Linked DNA regions of Homo sapiens: region 1 is linked to region 2. A link is an interaction called in ENCODE POLR2A ChIA-PET data of the cell type or tissue named here. Cell type or tissue: Panc1. All regions are shown on one strand. Links, peaks and the distances in the headings refer to the core of each region. The heading gives the core; the rest is flanking DNA.

The links. ChIA-PET counts read pairs that join two places held together with the same protein. Peaks named below come from ENCODE experiments on the same cell type or tissue, not always from the same donor. Only the 100,000 strongest peaks of a DNase experiment are listed, where the experiment ranks them.
Region 1: POLR2A ChIA-PET joins it to region 2 with 7 read pairs; 2 of 35 experiments call an interaction of 5 or more read pairs at or near these places.

Annotation. Positions count from the first base shown.
Region 1 is chr15:75,871,889-75,877,913 of GRCh38, forward strand. UBE2Q2 (ubiquitin conjugating enzyme E2 Q2) reads left to right here. Exons shown (of 13, transcript NM_173469.4): 5 at 1,540-1,680; 6 at 4,299-4,383. Among named protein-coding and RNA genes, the nearest start is that of FBXO22, 29 kb to the right of the region's middle. RefSeq lists an enhancer at 1-399. In Panc1, for the core only: no CTCF peak of the experiment used is centred there; no DNase peak of the experiment used is centred there.
Region 2 is chr15:75,693,764-75,701,597 of GRCh38, forward strand. All of the region lies in intron 1 of CSPG4 (chondroitin sulfate proteoglycan 4), which reads right to left. Among named protein-coding and RNA genes, the nearest start is that of CSPG4, 15 kb to the right of the region's middle. RefSeq lists silencers at 565-859, 6,382-6,471, 6,602-6,651 and enhancers at 598-1,347, 831-980, 1,581-1,670, 3,597-4,346, 4,347-5,094 and 2 more. In Panc1, for the core only: no CTCF peak of the experiment used is centred there; no DNase peak of the experiment used is centred there; H3K27ac peaks cover 1,399 bases.

The DNA of each region.
Region 1 (6,025 bases), core at 1,026-6,025, 180 kb after region 2:
TGAATTCTGTTTGGGATGTGCTGATTAATACTCAGAAAAAGAAATTTCGTGGATGGGAACATGACTGAGGTTGAAGGTATAGGAGGAAATACAGGCTAAAGGCATTTGTGAGAATTGTGAGGAAAACATGTAGGATGGAAGATCAGGGCTGAAAGGTGCACACAGGGAGAAGGGAGCTCAATGAAGTATGGAGTCATGGGCAGAGTTTGAGTGAGAACAGAACGTTATAGGGCTTGAAGAGATGGCATTCCAAAAAGGAGGCCGGGGAGGTGAAGGCTGCAGTGAGCCGAGATCTTGTCACTGTACTCCAGCCGGGGCAACGGAGCGAGACTCCATCTCAAAAAATAAAAAAATAAACCCAAAAAGGAGGCCTATTGAATGGATAGAAGGTAGTGATTAACCTGGTCTAGAAATCAGTGAATTAGCCTGCTTGGGGAAAAAAAAAAAGCCGAGATGCGTATAAACTACTCCTTTAGAGATTTTGGCAATTGAAGTAGAGAAATAAGGTAATTGCAAAAAGTTAGGATTTAAATTCTGCATAGATTTATATATGTGTAAGAACAGATAGTACGGGAAAGAAGGGAGCAGAATGATGTGAATAAAGATATTGGTCTAGGGGTATTCAAATTCTTTGTTTTCTTTTCCTTTTTTTTTTTTTTTTTTTTTGAGATAGAGTCTTGCTCTGTCACCCAGGCTGGAGTACAGTAGCATGATCATAGCTCACTGCAGCCTCAAACTCCTGGGCCCACATGATCTTCCTATCTCAGCCTCCTGAGGACCTGAGATAAAATTCTTTTTCTAACTTTTTTTCTAGTTATAAACGTCAATAGATGCTTACTACATAAAACTTGGAAATTAGGGGAAAGCATTAAATGCCTCCAGAGATAACTAAGATTAACTGAAATTAACATTTCAATGTAAGTTCTTCTGGTCTTTCTTTTTCTGTGCTTATTTCAGCGTAACTGAAATTCTTTCTATTCTTTTTTGTATTGTTTTTCATTTTAAAGTTTTTCGTTACAGGAGAAATTAGGCTATGTTAGTATTTCAGTGGCCTCTTAATATTTTGCTATTTTGCACATGCAGATTTTGTGTTTATTTTTGTGGCTGCAAGGTTGAAATAGGTATCCTTATGCCTAAATTAGTGTTTATAGTTTAAACTAGTTTCTTAGAATACAATTCTAGAAGTTGAGTTTCTGGAACAAACTAGGAACACTTAAGGTTCTTGACACCTGCTGCTAAACTGTTTTAAAGGTTCCTCTTAATAGGAGATTTAGAAGATGGCTTATTTGGTAATAGTTATGATTTTGTAAAGCTTTTAAATCTGCTTTACCCAGAGTCTAGATTTTAAATAAAATATAGGATATAAAAGGTGGGAGCCTCTTGAATGGAATGTGGGGGCTTTTTCTCTCTCCCTATAGGATAGTTACATTTTGTTTCTTGTTCCTCATTTGAGTCAAGAATAATTTAATGTTATTTTGGCATAAGAAACTGCTGAAGAAAAATAGGTTGAATAAGCTAACATTTTTCGTCTCTTTGTAGGATATAGAAGACTTAGATCACTATGAGATGAAGGAAGAAGAGCCTATTAGTGGGAAAAAGTCAGAGGATGAAGGAATTGAAAAAGAAAATTTGGCAATATTAGAGAAAATTAGGAAGACTCAAAGGCAAGACCATTTAAATGTAAGTGTGTGTAGATATCTAGAACCTGGACTTTTGTGGTTAAATAATTGTAGTTAATACCAGGCAATTCATTAACATGCCCATCTCAGCTGCCCTCTTCCTCCATTTCTGCCTTAGTGGTGGATTCAGTCATGTGTGTTTTAAAACAGGGTCTTGCTCTGTCGCCTAGGCTAGAGTGCAGTGGCACAATCATAGTTCAGTGTAGTAGCCTTGATCTCTCAGGCTCCAGTAATCCTGCTGCCTCAGCCTCCCAAGTAGCTTGGACTATAGGCACATGCCACCATGCCAGGCTAGTTTTTTTTATTTTTAGTAGAGATGAGGACTCTCTGTTGCCCAGGCTGGTCTTGAACACCTGAGTTCAAGTCATCCTCCCATCTTGGCCTCCGAAACTACTGGGATTACAGGCATGAGCCACCGTGCCTAGCCTTAGTCATATGTTTTGTTGCTGTAGATTACGTTTCTTATCTATAGATAGCCACTTTTTACCCTGTTCATCTGCTCTTCATATCCTGGAACCACCTGCTGATCCCTGTATTTGCCCCTTCCCGGCCTGTTTATGCTGTTTTCTCTGCTTACCTTCCTCTCATGGGATCTGTATATTCAAATTCATCCTCTCCGACAAAATACAATTCAAGTTCTTTCTCCTTCGTGAAGCTGACTTTGGTCTGTCCTGCTCTGACCCAACCAAAAGTAATTTTTCTCTTTTGACTTAACATCCTTTTTTTTTTTTTTTTGGATGAAGTTACGCTCTGTCTCCCGGGCTGGAGTGTGGTGGCATGATCTCAGCTCACTGCAGCTTCCACCTCCCAGGTTCAAGCAGTTCTCCTGCCTCACCCTCCTGTGCAGCTGGGATTATAGGTGTACACCACCACACCTGGCTAATTTTTGTATTTTTAGTAGAGACAGGGTTTCACCATGTTGGCCAGGCTGGTCTTGAACTCCCGACTTCAAGTGATCCACCTGCCTTGGCCTCCCGAAGTGCTGGGATTACAGGTGTGAGCCACTGTGTCCGGCCACAACTTAATATCTCTTTTACGTGAAGCAGCAGGATGTGAAAAGAACACTGAGTCTGGTGACAAACACACAATTTATGGTTTCACTTTCCTCAGCTCTAAAATATGGCTAGACAGTACATACCTTTTGGATGATTGCTATCAAAAATAAATGAAAATGATGTGTGTATATATATAAAATGCTCAGAGTAGGGAAACATCAAATGATTGTCTGAACACTTACTACTTTTTGCCTTGTGTTAGAGCTATTGACCAACTCCGTGAAATCTGAGTAGCAGTTACTTTGTCTTGGGCACAGGTTCCCCAAAACAGGGAATGAATTGTTAGGTAAGTAGATGCCAAATGTTGAAAACAGGTAGATTACTCTCCCTCCTTCAGTCTAATTTATATATTAATCTAATTTATAATTTTTAGTAGAGCAAAGAAATTTAGTCAAGCCCCCATATCTTGATTACTTAAAAAACAAAGTTTGTCATTTGAATTAATGATGACTGTACTTTATGTCTTGTGATCGATTCCAGTTTGAGTTATAGTCAAAACAACTATAAGTTACTGAACACTTTTGCATGATGGATACTATGCCAAGTACTTTATACTTCACATATCTTCACATTTAGTCTTCATAGCCACCGTGTGAAATAGGTATGCTTCATATTTTAGAGATAGGAAAAACTTCTCATATTTTGTAGATATGAAATGAGCTAGGAAACTTGATTTTTCCCCCCTTCAAAGTATAGTGCAATGTTTAAAATCTTTAATTTCACGTGACCAAAAAATAGTTCCGTTTGTATTTAGTCTTATGATAAGATATTGATGTGTTTTCATCTTTAGAGATGTCCCTGCACTGAAAAACTGAAACCAGTCGCATGTAGGCAGATGTTTCTCAGTGTCTTAATGTGCGAACTAGACCATCTGTGTAATATTCTTGTTTGTAGTCTTATGAATGGAACTCTATTTTAGTAAATAATGTGTCACCTTGAGTGTCTTCTAGTATTTTCAAAAATTGCTGGGGTTTGGAATAGACTCATACTGAATTCTTTGTTATTGTGGAATCCATGGTGGTCTGGACATGTTGGCTAGACTTTTTCACATGAGAAGAAATAGGAAATGAACTAGACTTGTGCCTAGTTTTAATATCCTCTTGAAACTTCATAATGCTTCATTTAATTGGGCTTTTTTTTACTTCTTAAAATGTTGAGGTTGGGCACAGTGGCTCATGCCTGTAATCCCAGCACTTTGGGAGGCCGAGGCAGGCAGACCACGAGGTCAAGAGATTGAGACCATCCTGGCCAACATGGTGAAATCCCGTCTCTACCAAAAAAAAAAATACAAAATTTAGCTGGGCGTGGTGGTGCGCACCTGTAGTCTCAGCTACTTGGGAGGCTGAGGCAGGAGAATCTCTTGAGCAGGGAGGCGGAGGTTGCAGTGAACTGAGATTGCGCCACTGCACTCCAGCCTGGGTAACAGGGCTAGACTCCATCTCCAAAAAAAAAAAAAAAAAATGTTGAGTGGTGATCCATTTTTGCTGTAATCTTTTAGATCAGGTTGAAATATCTTAAATCTTAGCTCAGCAGACCCTGGTAAACAGTGGCTTTTGTGTTTCAGGGTGCAGTGTCTGGGTCAGTGCAAGCTTCAGATAGACTTATGAAAGAGCTCAGGGACATATACAGATCACAGAGTTATAAAACAGGTAAGGATCTCTGGATCCCTGCTCTCTTTATGATTCTTCTGCTCTTTTCTATTGTCAGATTATAAATGTCATTTCTTAAAACTGGACAGAAATGGAAATGTTTACTAGCTTTATTTCAGGAATGTGAAACTCAAATGCAATCAAGTTCCAAAAGATGTAGGAGTAAAATAGGATGAGTTTACTTGTCTTTTGGATTTTTAAAAAATGTTTTTATAGGTCCATTGGAATTTTGTCCTCTTCTTGATAAACAGTGAACTCTTACATGATTTTTATCTTCTGGGGAAAGCATGAGCGATATTGCTTGGAAAGTAAATAAGAGTAAAACATTTCATTTTACAGAGAATAATTGCCAAGTTGATTTTTATGATTCCCCCCCATTTTTGAAAGCAAGATAATCAGCTTTTATTGTAAAGATAGTTATGTTATTACCTTTAAAATATATAAGTTTTTAAAGTTTTCATTTCCTTGTTTGACGAGTATTCTTACTCAATATGACTTGAATGTTATGGAACCTCTCTAACTAGAGGTAAAATTCTCATATTGTTATGGAGATTCTAATAGTATTAAATAATGAGCCAAACTTTAATTTGAAAAGATAGCATTGGTTGGGTGCGGTGGCTCACACTTATAATCCCTGCACTTTGGGAGGCCAAGGTGGTCAGCTCACCTGAGGTCAAGAGTTCAAGACCAGCCTGGCCAACATGGCGAGCGAAGCCCCATCTCTACTAAAAATAAAAAATTAGCCGGGTGTGGTGGCGCACGCCTGGTGATCCGAGCTACTCAGTGGTCTGAGGCAGGAGAATCACCTGAACCCAGGAGGCAGAGGCTGTAGTGAGCCAAGATTGCACCACCGCACTCCAGCCTGGGCAGCAAGAGTGAGACTCTGTCAAAAAAAAAAAAAAAAAAAAAAAAGGGTTATGACCGATTCAATTCTAGCATTATGACCGATTCAGGAATTCTTAGCGTGAGCAAATCAAAATTAATTAGAATTTGCTTAAAGAATAAAAACAAGGAAAAAATCCTTGCTTTGTAGTGTGCAGGATAAGCCAAACTTGTTTCTGAGTTGTTAGAATTGTGGGTGTCCTTACGGTTTTTTGTGTAAGAAGTCTAAAAGTTTATCTGTAGAAACCTAATAAAGTACAAACATTTGAATACTGGTTTTATTTTTAAATGTTAAATAATCATTTGTTTCAGCATTGTTTATATAGAAAAAAAAAAACAGATACTGGGTGGAATTTGTTAAAGCATATCCATAAAATAAACTACCACAGAGTCATTAAAAAGATTGTGAATAGGTTTATGTATACTAACTTGGAAAGATGTCCCTGAAAGTTGAAGAGAGATTATAAAACAACATACGTAGAAGGATTCCATCTTTGTAGAAATGTGTGTTCATGGAAGAAAAGTCTTAAGTACATATGATTTTGCATAATCTTTTTTTCAGTCAGACTAAACGGTAAGCAGTTTTTCAACTCATTAAAGAATCTTCTCAGTTGATGGCTGTAATTATCTGTTAAGGGCATAAGATACTCAGCTGCAGTAGTGTAATATTTACTATATAGCTTAGTTGTTCCATGTTTTAAGAGCAAAATTTCTAGCTTTCGTTGGCTATTTAGTGTATACATTTATACCATAGTAATAG
Region 2 (7,834 bases), core at 1,218-6,217:
CCGCCTCCATGGGTTGGCTGAGGCCACGACTGGGATCTGGGGGTGGTGTCAGCATGGCCCACCTATCCCCGCTTCTCTCTCAGGCCATTCTTCCAGCTGCCATTGAGCGTCGGGGCAGGAGCTTATTGGCCTGAGTCTGCCAAGGAGCAAAGGCTCTGAGGCCAGATGGGGACCATGTGCAGTGTCAAACCAAAGTGGGCCCACACTTCCTCCATTACCCTTGCTATTGCTTCCTGCTGGAGAGCTATTCACAGTCCCCGATGAGCAGTCAGATCCGGCCCCATTGTTTCCACCGTGGCCAAGGAACCAGGGATGAGAACAGCTGAGTTCCTAACTTCCCCAGGCCACCACGCAGGCTGAGGCTGAAGACAGGGCTTGGGAGGGGCTGAGGGTCTGCTGGGCAGGCCAAAGAGGGCCTCCCCAGGCAGAAGGCCATGTCTGGGCTTGCCTGGGGTTAGTGGTTCCTATGCAGGGCCCGTTCTGTCCCATACTGGGACTCCTCCTCTTTTGAATTGCTGCTTCCTCCAGTCAGTTTCCCCAGATTAGCCTCCCTGACTTCCAACCCGCTGCCACAATTTCTGGTCCATGCCTTTTGTGGTGATAAGAGCCAAATATAACTTTGACTTTGCCTGCAGATGTCCAGGGCTGGGGGGTAGAGAAACACGGGTTAAAAACGGTGATTCATTCCTGTTGGGCTTCCCTCAAACCCGAGAGCGAGCACAGGCTGACGGCCTTGATAGGGATAATCCGGCACCAGCCCCATGTGCTGGTCCCTGGCCAGCCTGAGCCAGCTGCCATCCGCCTGAGTAAGCAGCTTCAGCCGTTGGAGGAGTCGGAGACTTGTACACCCTAAGGGCAGCCAGCCCCACTGGGAGGGATGTCCAAGAAAGATCCCGTAAGAACCCCTTGGGCTGAGTTAAATCCCCTCTAGTTATCTCCTCCTGCCAGCACTGCTGGCAATACCAGCACCTTGTCTGGGAAGCTACGGGAATCAAGGGAGCCCTGCAGACCATCTGCGCGGGGGCGGCCCAGCTGGTTCAGCAGAGCTTGGCGCCAGCAAGGGACAGACCAGGGAACTGCAGGTGGCGGCCACCTACCGGGGTGCCTTATCTGCAAAGACATTGATTCCTAAGAGCAAAACACAGCACACTAAAGTGAGGGAGGCCATAGCACAAGGGGTGGGGGCACATGGCCCTGCAGGATAGAGCCACCACCGTCACCTGCTGGAGCGGCTGACAGCAGCTGCCAGGAGTCTACTGTTGAATTTTCAGGAATTTTGAGAGCCAGGTGATACTGCCCACAGTGAGAACATTTATACCAGGAAAAGAGGCAAATACTGCAAATCAGGGTTCCCCCTCCCCAAGAAAGCCCATTGCTAAACATTTACCTATCCAGCACCCACAGAGAAGGGGGCACATGTCCCTGCCCCTACCCACCCTTGCACTAAAGGTATATGTAGACCCGCCAAGTCATGGTCAACATCAGGGCTCTGGGCCAGGCAGGAACTGAACTAGATGGTTGGCCCTAACCACTGAACCACCTGCCTGCAGCCCCCTCCCAGCAGAGGAGAGTAGAGCCTGTTTGGCCAGAGTGGGAGGGTGGCAGGAAGTAGAGGTACTTTCCAGAGCGCTGGGGTCTGAATGGGTCCATTGAGGGGCTGGGCCCTGCTGCTTCCTGTGGGGCTGAGCGGGAGGGGCTCACACAGGCTGTCTTGTGCTGCTGGAGCGCGTGGCCAGGCAGCCCCCCACCCCAACAGAGGCCTCTGAGGCCTTGCTGGCCAGGGCTCTGGAAACTCTGACAGCGCCACTCCCTCCACCTCCTGGTCTCCTTTTTTCTGCCCCTCTTACACTCTCTGAGGGGCTTCAGTTGCAAGAACTCAGAATCCCTGTCTTGGAGGTGGTGGGGGGGCAGTTGAAGAGGGGCTTCAAATGGAGAGGGTGTGCAGAATTAAGATGTAATAAGCTAGGAGTCAATCCAGAGGACTTCCTGGAGGAGGTCACGGTGGTGTACAGACACAGAGAGGGAGGAATAGGCAGTCTCAGAGGACAGCAGCAAGGCCGAGTGAGACTGGCAGGAAGTACACAGGTCCCCTTTGGGTGGGGCTAGGAGGGTTTCTGCTCCATCACCCGCTAAAGCCTCTGGCTAACTTGAAGGAAGAGAAGTAGAGGGAAAAGTAGAATGGGTCAAGCTAGGCTCGGCTGCGTGACTGGGGCGGGGGGATGGAGGAGGTTGTGGGGAGACATTGGCACAGGCTGGATCAGACCTGCCGTTGATTCTCCTGGGTCAAGAGGACCCATGATTCATCAAAACAGCAGACCAAACCTGTAGCAGCCCCATGGGCTGCCCTCTGAGCCAGGAGAAGGGGCCCACTTCAGGCCTCAGTGTCACCATTCTGTAAAATGGGCACAGTCCCTCCCACCCCTTCCCCCTCCTGACTGTGGGGATTAGTCCTGGGGGTCTCTCCCTGATCTAGGAGTTTGCTGTCCATATGGATGTGGGGAAGGTTAATGGCATGGGGTGCCTGGAGGTGCCAAGCCTTGGGCATGAGAGGAGCAGGATGCCCCACAGGTCTGGGGGCCCGTGGGAGGGGCAGGAAGAGTGCTGCGTGTATGGGTTTCTCTCTCTGGAAGGCGCGTCAGTGGGCGTCCAGGGCTGTATATTAATAGATGTGTATTTGTGTGTGCGCAAGCATGTGGGTGGCTGCTGGGGGTGTGCTTTGGGTTTGCGTAAGGCTGTGTGTTTGTGTGTGTGTGCGCGTGTGTGGGCCGGGAGCTGCCAGGACAGAGCAATGATTGTGCCCGGGCCTGTCCTGCCCTTCGGTGCCCGCCTGCCATTACTTGGCTGGGCCTGGCTCCATGAAAGGGGCTGTGTGTTCTTGGAGGGTTCCTGCCCCTCCTGCTCAGCGCCCATAGAGAGGTTTGCTAAAGGTGGGTACATCCTCAGGCTTCCCACCCTTCCTCCCCATAAACAGGGCACTGCTGTCTGGGCCTGAGGGTGGGGTGGCTCCATCCTTCTTCCTGAGATCTAGGCCTGGGGGCACAGAAAAAGCCTGTTTCCTTCCCTGCCAAGTCCCTTCTCAGGGGCTAGAGGAAACCTCGGTCAAGGTCCCCAGCAAGCCCCCTCTGTCAGGGCAAGGGCTGCGCTGGCATCTCCGGGCTCCCCGGAGGCACTACTAGGAGGAGTGTGGATGGGCCCCTGAGGCTTCCAGCCTGACACCCAGCCCTCTGTCTGACACCAGGCTCCGGGGACAAGGAGTCGCTGTGAGGGGAACATCTCTGCCCATCAGGCCCGCCTCCCCCGGCCAGGGCCCCACCTTCCCCAGCCAGGCCAGGGCCGGGTCTCAGGCACAGATGCCTCTTCCAGGCTGAGGGCTGCTGTGGGCTCTGTTCCTTCTGAGTCCTCAGAAGGCTGCCTGTGTCCCTGTATCTGCCCCATCTCTCCTTCGCCTCCGGCCATCCCTGCTGCCAGGCTCTGCCTCTGCTCCCCCTGGTCTCCCCCTAGCTCTTTGGCTCCCTCTTCCCTCTGCCCCATCCTGGCTGTCCCTGGGCACATCACCCTTTGCTCTAGGACAGTCTGGAGGGCCCCGGCCTGGGGCCCCACCCTCCATGGGTGCTGAGTCCCACAGCATCAGCATTCTCTGTAGCTCAAGCCTGCTGCAGGGCACTCAGCTTCCACCTTCCAGACAGACAAACTGAGGCTCCAGAGGAGAAGCGATTTGACGAAGAGAAGCAGAAAGAGATCCAGCAGGTCCCAGCACCACCCGTGTGAGCCCTACCCACCCAGGCACCCCCACTGTACCCCACTCTCTGGCAATGGATCCCTGTGTGCCCCACTCCCGCCATGTTCCTGGTTGCCTGGGGGCAGCCCCACAGCCAGGCTGCGTCATGGGAGCAGCAGCATTCCTGGGTGTCTGCTGCTGCCTGACTTTATAAGGGAGAAATTCTGGGAGCCCGGAGCTGCTGGCCCGTGGGGAGTGCCTGGGCCCGTAGTTGAGGGTGAGGGCAGGAGACCTGGACATCTGTATGTGGGGGAGGGACACCCAGTGCCACAGAGACAGAGCAGGAGGTGAGAGGTGGAATGCGTAATAGAGACCCATTCATTCATTCACTCAATCACAAATACAGCAATACAGTGATGGGAATGGAAGAAGACAGCTAACATGGGAGAAAGTTATTAAAACTGAGAAGGAGAAATCAAGATGCCCTCCTCCATAAAGACTGGATTCACATACAGACCAAGGCCTGAGGAAGGAGACGGAGGAGGAAAACTCGAGGGAGACAGAGAAGGCGGGATGTTGGCAGCAAGCCTGCTGCTGTGCACAGGAGTGAGGAGGGGATGCCCAGCCAGCCTGCTGGGGAGGGAGGGCCCTGCTCCAAGACGAAGCCAGACTTCTCCATCACCGCCCCTCGGGGTTTGGCACCACGGCGGGAGATCCTGGCTCCAGGTCTGGGCAGGCAGGGGTGAGGGAGTCTGAGGGGGCTGTGGGATGGGGTATTCTGGGAGGGCCAAGGCCGGGATGAAGGGCTCTCTGTCTCCCCTCATAGGTGTGTATGTGGTGGGGCGGGGGGTGGTCGTGGCCCACCTGGGGGCTGAATGCCGGCTCTGTGAGAGCATGGACGGGCCAGGTGTGCTTCCCCAGCAGCGGACCCTCCCTGAGGTCACCTGGCCCTCTAGACCTCAGGTCAGTTCCCCTCCCCTCCCCTTGCACCTCCAAGGGACTCCCCGATTTTACTTCCGCCACCAATCTACTTCCAACCAAGCAGGCAGGGCATGGGTGAGTGTGTGCAGGAATGTGGGTCAGTGTCACATGTACACACGTGTGTGGCGGCAAGGCAGGCGAGGAAGGGGTGCGCTGGGTCCCTGGTCTGGCCCCACTGTGGGCCCTGGATACCGAGACATAACTGGGGGTCCCCTCCCCAGCACATTGGTCTCCCTGGGCTCCTCAGGCAAGGGAGAAGCTGTCTGGTGTGCCTACTCAGGGGTGAGCCCCTCTCAAACCTCCTCCCAGCAGACTCCCCAAGGCTCAGCCACCCACACTGAGCTATCACCTTCACCCAACCCTGTTACTCTGAGGGTAACAAGGGGGTAGGTTACAGGGGAGACTTAAGGTCAGACTAAGGGGAGCGACCTGCCCAGTGATGACACTGGGGTCACCAGGGCCCAGGCCTAGAAGGCTCATCACTGGCCAGGGTGGGCTGCCTGGGAGACGCTCACACACCTGCAGACCCCTCAGGGCTCACTGCTCTTTAGCAACTCTTCCTGGCTGCTTCCAGACTGGGATTCCACCACCCAGGGCCATCCCCGCGGCCCAAGGACTGCCTGCTCCTCTCCTGTCCCGTGAGCTACCGAAATGCGGACAACAGTAGGTTAGTTCCAAATCCCATGGAGCTTACAACAGCAGCCATCATCTCAGGAGACACTGCTTTATCCCAGTGGGGTGCTGGAGTGCTAGGCACCTGCTCAGGTGACTGCCTCCACGTCTAAATGCTGCAGAGACCTCTGTCGGGGTCAGGGCAGCACCAAAAACTCTTGAGCCAAGAGACACACACTCAGGTCAGCTGACCTTCTGTTTAGTTGCCTTTCTGGTCCCTTGCAAGGCCAAGGGGGCCAGGGAGGAAAACAGTTTCCTCAGCTATTGGCTGGGCCCTGACCCTGGTCACTGGCCTCAGCTACCATCCTCTAACCAAGCGCTTTGAGTCACCCACGTAGAGGGGCATGTGCTGGGGAACATTTCCAGTTGAGGGAACCCGTCTGGAAGATGAGTGGAAGCAGGGGCAGGTGGGGTGGGAGAAGCTGAGCTTGGTCCACAGAGGCTGATAGGGGCTGCACCCTGGGCTCCCAGCCACATGTCCCAACCCTGGGGCCTTGTGGAGCACAGAGGAAGCAGGAGGGGAAATGAGAGGTTTTGAGGGAAGAAGCAGCCCAGAGTCCACCCAGGCGGGAGGGCTGGGCCGGGGGAGGAGGAAGCGGGGCCTCAATGGTGTCTTTGTGGAAGTCTTGCTGCTCCCCAGGCCTCAGGCGAGGAGGGTGGGGTGGCTGCGGTGGGGAGCGGTTCCAAGAGGCTTTTCCCTGCCTTATAATCTTCCCTCTTGGACAGGGAGATGGGTGGGTTTCCAGGCTCCATCCGTACCCTCCTTTCCCCCACTTTCCTGGCCCTAGAGGACCTGGGACCCTCACCTCAGTGGACCCAGGCTGGGGTAGGGTTTCTGGCAGGGAAGAGAAGAGTGAAGGACCCTCACTTGGCACTGGGCCTGCACAGCCCCCCAGCCCTAGCAGGGCTCCTGGGAGGCATCTCCCATGTTACAGGTGAGGAAACTGAGGCTCAGAGAGGGCAGTCCTCCGTGCTAGCCTGTGGAGCAGCGGCAGGGCTGGGACTTAAGCTCCTGTGGGTGTGGCTCCAGAGCTAGGGGCTGTGGGTGTCAGCAGGGCACATGCACCGTGTGTGCACCCAGAGAGGCGTGGTGGGTTTGCTTGCTGCCTGTGAATCGGAAGTGGAGCATCTGCCAATGGCCCCAGTGGGAGGAGGGTGTGAGAGCTGGACCCCAGCCTGGGGAACACACACTCTTTCCCTTCCTGTCCCCTGGGACTCTTCTGTCAGGGCCGGGTGGAGGGGGCAGCGAGGAGGGGGGGACAGCGAGGAGGGGAGGGAAGCATCTGCTCTCCTTGGGCGGTTTGGCAGCCCCTCCTCTGTGGCTCTGGGGCTGGCCGAATCGGGAGGGCCCTTCTGCAGGGGCTGGCGGGGGATGACTAGGTCCAGAAGCCAGTGATAAGTGCCAGCCCTGCCCACTGGTGACTTGGAGGTCTGGGAGGAGGGTGGAGAGACAGGGGTCTGGGTGGGAGCTGCCCCCAGGAGGCTGAGGGCCAGGCTCTCTCCTGGGCTGTGTCCAGGACCAGGCAGCCCATGGCTCATCTCTGAGTTCCCCTTGGCTCTGGCAGCAGAAACTGCTGAAGACAGGGCTGCTGGGGCGGCGTCTCGGGGCTTCCCCAGCCTGGCGGGCTGGGTCTGGAGATAGTGAGTGTGTGAGTTGGGATGGGGGAAGAACAGAGGAAATGGTGACTGTGGGTCTGGACGGCTGCCTGGACCTGAAATCTGGTGGCACAACTTGTGCACAGTAGCCTTGTGTGCCTCCTCCTCAGTTCCCCCATCTGAATACAGAGGGTGGGCTCACCCCACAGACAGAAGTCCATGTCCAGGGCAGAAGCCTGGGTCAGGGCTCACACCCCCAGCACACACACAGGGCTCAGAGCCATGTGCTTCCATGCTTTCCCTGGCCTCAGTGTCCCCATCTGTAAAAGGGGACCTGGATAGAGGGACTGACACACATCTGGCCTCTGACCAGCCCAGCAGACTGGCAAGAGGTGTGGCCACTACCGTGGGTACAGTAGAGCCACCTCTGGCCTAAATGGCCACAGGTCTAGCCAGACTGGAAGCTCTTGAGGACAGGACCAGGGCCCACATCTCCTTCCCAGGGCATCTGTGCAGCAAGAAGGCCATGGACCTGTGATGAGGGAGGTGATGTCAGCATCTAAGGGAACGAAAGGATCAAATGAGATGGCATTTGTCCCGTGTGAGGGTTTTTCTATCAGGCAGAGCTGTCCCACCACAGCAAGTCCCAGCACTGGTGGTGCTCCAGTGGGAGGGCGTTGCCGGGGGGTGCACCAGGAAACCTCAGTGTCCTTGCTAGTGAAGCTCTGGGCTACCCAGGCCCATCAGAGATCCCGAGACTGAGACCTCTCTTCCTGGGCAGGCCTGACTCCTCCTGGAATAGGTTCCTGCCTAGCACCCCCACCTGCCAACTGCCTGGAAGCCTGCAGCCTGTGGGCCCCCCCTGGA